Linked DNA regions of Homo sapiens: region 1 is linked to region 2. A link is an interaction called in ENCODE POLR2A ChIA-PET data of the cell type or tissue named here. Cell type or tissue: PC-9. All regions are shown on one strand.

What was found. Peaks named below come from ENCODE experiments on the same cell type or tissue, not always from the same donor. Only the 100,000 strongest peaks of a DNase experiment are listed, where the experiment ranks them.
Region 1: POLR2A ChIA-PET joins it to region 2 with 10 read pairs; 3 of 35 experiments call an interaction of 5 or more read pairs at or near these places.

What each region holds. Positions count from the first base shown.
Region 1 is chr12:122,734,017-122,736,516 of GRCh38, reverse strand. No RefSeq gene overlaps it. Among named protein-coding and RNA genes, the nearest start is that of HCAR1, 4.4 kb to the right of the region's middle. RefSeq lists an enhancer at 1,900-2,399. In PC-9, no CTCF peak of the experiment used is centred here; no DNase peak of the experiment used is centred here.
Region 2 is chr12:122,399,491-122,401,990 of GRCh38, reverse strand. All of the region lies in intron 1 of CLIP1 (CAP-Gly domain containing linker protein 1), which reads left to right. CLIP1-AS1 (CLIP1 antisense RNA 1) reads right to left here. Exons shown (of 3, transcript NR_045382.1): 3 at 2,047-2,500. Among named protein-coding and RNA genes, the nearest start is that of CLIP1-AS1, 5.2 kb to the right of the region's middle. RefSeq lists enhancers at 46-731, 1,305-1,354, 732-1,417, 1,375-1,434, 1,455-1,504 and 1 more. In PC-9, CTCF peaks have their summits at 2,173 and 2,376; DNase peaks (open chromatin) are centred at 1,310, 1,910 and 2,310; H3K4me3 peaks cover 1,800 bases; H3K27ac peaks cover 2,500 bases.

The DNA of each region.
Region 1 (2,500 bases), 330 kb before region 2:
CTTATCACATATATGTGGTTTGCAAATACTTTCTCCCATCCCATGGATTGCCTTGTATATTAGTCCACTTTCACACTGCTGATAAAGACATATCCAAGACTGAGCAATTTACAAAAGAAAGAGGTTTAATGGGCTCACAGTTCCACGTGGCTGGGGAGGCCTCACAATCATGGTGGAAGCTGAAAGGCACATCTCACATGGCAGCAGACAAGAAAAAGGAGCTTGTGCAGGGAAACTCCCCTTTACAAAACCATCAGATCTTGTGAGACTTATTCACTATCACAAGAATAGCACAGAAAAGTCCTGCCCCCTGGTTCAATTACCTCCCACTGGGTCCCTCCCACATCATGTGGGAGTTATGGGGGCTACAATTCAAGATGAGATTTGGGTGGGGACACAGCCAAACCATATCACCTTGTCTATTTTTTTGTTTGTTTGTTTTGTTTTTATTTTTAATGTGGAGTCTCAGTCACCCAGGCTGGAGTGCTGTGGTGCAATCTCAGCTTACTGCAACTTCTACCTCCCAAGTTCAAGGGATTCTCCTGCCTCAGCCTCCCAAGAAGCTGAGACTACAGATGTGTGCCACCAGACCCAGCTAATTTTTGTATTTTTAGTAGAGATGAGGTTTCACCATGTTAGCCAGGCTAGCCTCAAACTCCTGACCTCAAGTGATCTGCCTCCCTCGGCCTCCCAAAGTGCTGGGATGACAGGCGTGAGCCACTGCACCTGACCTCACCTTGTCTGTTGATAGTGAGTGTCCTTTGAGGCACAAAGGTTTTACTTTTGGTGGAGTCCAATTTATCTATTTTTTCTTTTGTTCCTTGTGTTTTTGGCATCATATCCAAAAATCATTGCCTTAGTCAATGTCATTAAGCTTTTCCCCTATGTTTTCTAAGAGTTTTATAGTTTTAGCTTTTACATCTAGATCTTGGATATATTTTGAATTAATTTTTAGATTTATTTATTTATTTTTGAGACGGAGTCTCATTCTGTCACCGAGGCTGGAGTGCTGTGGCTGCAATCTCAGCTCACTGCAACTTCTGCCTCCCCAGTTCAAGCAATTCTCCTGCCTCAGCCTCCCAGGTAGCTGGGATTACAGGTGCTCGCCACCACACCTGGCTAATTTTCATATTTTTAGGAGAGATGGGGTGTCACCGTGTTGGTCAGGCTGGTCTTGAACTCCTGACCTTGTGATCCACCCACCTCACCTCTCAAAGTGCTGGGATTACAGGCATGAGCCACCGCGCCCAGCCTATTTATTTTTTTAGATGGAGTCTTGCTCTTGTCCTCCAGACTGGAGTGCAATGGTGCGATCTCGGCTCACTGCAACCTCCGCCTCCAAGCTTCTAGCAATTCTCCTGCCTCACTCTCGCGAGTAGCTGGGACTACAGGTGCTTGCCACCACACTGGCTAATTTTTATATTTTTAATAGAGATGGAGTTTTACCATGTTGGCCAGACTGGTCTTGAACTCCTGATTCCAGGTGATCTGCCCTCCTCGGCCTCCCATAGTGCTGGGATTACAGGTGTGAGCCACTGCCTGGCCAGTTTTGTTTTTTTTTTTTTTTTTTTTCTGAGACAGATTCTCACTCTGTGGCCCAGGCTGGAGTGCAGTGGTGCAATCTTGGCTCACTGCAACCTCCACCTCCTGGGTTCAAGCGATTCTTGTGACTCGGCCTCTGGAATAGCTGGGACTACAGGCATGCACCACCATGACTGGCTAATTTTTTTTTTTTTTGAGACAAAGTCTCACTCTTGTCCCCTAGGCTGGAGTGCAATGGCGCTATCTCGGCCCACTGCAACCTCCGCCTCCCAGGTTCAAGCGATTCTCCTGCCTCAGCCCCCCAAGTAGCTGGGATTACAGGCACCTGCCACCACACCCGGCTAGTTTTGGTATTTTTAGTAGAGACAGGGTTTTCACCATGTTGGCCAGGCTGGTCTCGAACTCCTGACCTCAGGTGATCCACCCACCTCCGCCTCCCAAAGTGCTGGGATTATAGGAGTGAGCCACCACTCCCGGCCACGACCGGCTAATTTTTGTAGTTTTAGTAGAGTTGGGGTTTCACCATGTTGGGCAGGCTGGTCTCGAACTCCTGATCGCAAGTGATCTGCCTCCCAAAGTACTGGGATTACAGGCATGAGCCTAGATAGATCTAAATTTGGTGCACAAAGGAATAGGGCACCACAGCATGATCTTGAGCAGGAAGTCCAAGAAGAGAGAGACAGCATCTTCTTGAAGCCCTGGGGTAGAATAAGATCAGATTGTACGTGAAAAACCAGTAGGCTTTTGGGGTGGGTGCGGTGGCTCACGCCTGTAATCCCAGCACTTTGAGAGGCTGAGGCAGGCAGATCGCTTGAACCCAGGAGTTCAGGACCAGCCTGACCAGTATGGTGAGACCTTGTCTCTACAAAATATACAAAAATTAGCCAGGCATGGTGGCACGTGCCTGTGGTCCCAGCAACTTGTGAGGCTGAGGTGGGAGGATCACTTGAGCCTGGGA
Region 2 (2,500 bases):
AGTTTTGCTCTTGTTGCCCAGGCTGGAGTGCAATGGCAAAATCTCGGCTCACTGCAACCCCCACCTCCCAGGTTCAAGTGATTCTCCTGCCTCAGCCTCCCGAGTAGCTGGGATTACAGGCATGTGCTACCACACCTGGATAATTTTGTATTGTTAGTGGAGACTGGCTTCACCATGTCTGTCAGGCTGGTCTTGAACTCCTGACCTCAGGTCATCCTCCCGCCTTGGCCTCCCAAAGTGCTGGGATTACAGGCATGAGCCAGCATGCCCAGCCGAGATCATACCTGTTAAATAGCACTCATTGTAGGTAGTAATTGAACAGTTTGCCCATAGCTTCATTGACCTACTTTCTTGGAGTACAATGGCGCCATCTCTGCTCACCGCAACCTCTGCCTCCCAGGTTTAAGCAGTTCTCCTGCCTCAGCCTCCTGAGTAGCTGGGATTACAGGCATGTGCCACCACGCCGCCTGGCTGATTTTGTATTTTTAGTAGAGATGGGGCTTCGCCGTTTTGGTCAGGCTGGTCTTGAATTCCTGACCTCAAGTGATCTGCCCGCCTTGGCCTCCCAAAGTGCTAGGATTACCGTGCCCGGCCCATTGACCTACTTTTTATTAATTTGTTCATTAATAATTAGAGATGAGGTCTCACCAAGTTTCCCAGGCTGGTATTGAACTCCTGGGCTCAAAGCATCCTGCCACCTCAGCCTCCCAAAGTGTTGGGATTACAGGTGTGAACCACCATACCCACCCTTCATTGGCCCACTTTTTAGAAAAGGATCCAGGCCAGTCGTGGTGGCTCATGTCTGTAATCCCAGCACTTTGGGAGGCCAAGACGGGCGGATCACCTGAGGTCGGGAGTTCGAGACCAGCCTGACCAACATGGCAAAACCTTGTCTCTACTAAAAATACAAAATTAGCCAGGCATGGTGGCACGTGCCTGTAATCCCAGCTACTTGGGAGGCTAAGGCATGAGAATTGCTTAAACCCGAGAGGCGGAGGTTGCAGTGAGCCGAGATCGCGCCACTGCACTCCAGCCTGGGCGACAAGAGTGAAACACTGTCTCAAAAAAAAAAAAAAAAGGATCCGGAGTTGGGAAACCCTGTAATGCTTCTGTGTTTATCAAGTGTTTAGAGTGTAAGATACAGTTACTTGATGCTTTAGTTTGAAAATCGCATCATTTTGCATAATTTTATGGATTCTTGTTTTGCTGTTGACTCACTTGAGAACTTTTTTGAACTCTTACTGTGTATCAAACTTTTTTAGATTCGTTGGATGCGAAGACAAATCAAATCTCATGGAGCTTAGTCATAGCATGATATGCAAACAAGACAGGAATGCGTGTGAGTCATCATTCCGTAATCGAAGCTGCCCAGTAGCTGGAGTAGTCCAGAGAAGGAAGAGAGGGCAAGAAGAGTAGTCAGAAGAGACTGCTGATGTGTCTCCTGTGTTCTTGGAGAGCCATTTCCCATGTGCCCCCAAAGCCCTTCTGTGTGGCAGTATGCTGCGCGTGGCAGTAGCGTATGGGGCCTGGCTCTAGAAACAGCCAGTACGTGGGAAATGAAGCCCGTCCAAGGACCTTAAGCTCAGTTCAGCCAGGAGATGTGATGTTTTTAAATTGGGGCTAAGCAGGCCCATAATTTTTTTTTTTTTGGTTACTTTTCCGTGACATTGGATAGTTGACTTTTTTGTTTTACTCAAGAATTGAAGAAAATTTGCAAATGCCCTTCAATCTTATTTATCTTTTTCAGTCTCTTCTGTATATACAGAAATATGAATGTGAATGAAGTGGAAGGAAGAAAATCAAATAGCTTGCCCTTTCTTAAGGGGAAACAAGTCAATTTGGAAAGGTCCCAGCGTTGTGTAAGTGTTTTCAGTGGCTCAAGCCGAGGAGCTCAGGTTACACTGCATCTCCTGTGTTGGGGGTGGGGACAGCAAGTGACACAGCATACTTACGTAACCGTGACTTCAGGGGACAGGATTAAGCTGTGAATGAACCTCCCAAACCCAGGAATATGATATGAGAACATAGCCTTTGAATTTCTCTCTCAAGTTTGACTTGAAAAATCAGCCTCAGAAACATCTTTATCTTAAGATAGATTTCCGTTGCTCTCAGAACGTCTCTCCCCTGACCTTCTGTTATTAAGTTCATGGACATACAGCATTTTAGAATTAGGTGGGGGCTCCGAAGTCTGCGAGTGCAGCTGTGCACAGGTAAGTCACTTCACCCGCCTGGTGCTGAATTTCCTTTGGGTCTTGAAGCAGGGCCGCGTTGAAACCTGGGTTTCTGGACGTTGTAGCTACCACGCAGCCTGTTTCTGGAAGCTTGGTGTTAAACTCCCTCTCCTGGCAGGTTAAATTCATTGCAAATTCTTCAACTCTCCTTTGCCTCCCAACAGAATTTTTAGATTTAGTAAATAAAGTGGCATTTTCATTTTGTGGATGGGGCAAAATGGACTGGAAAGGGTCTGATGTGTAGAGATGTGATTTTCTTGGGGCAACGT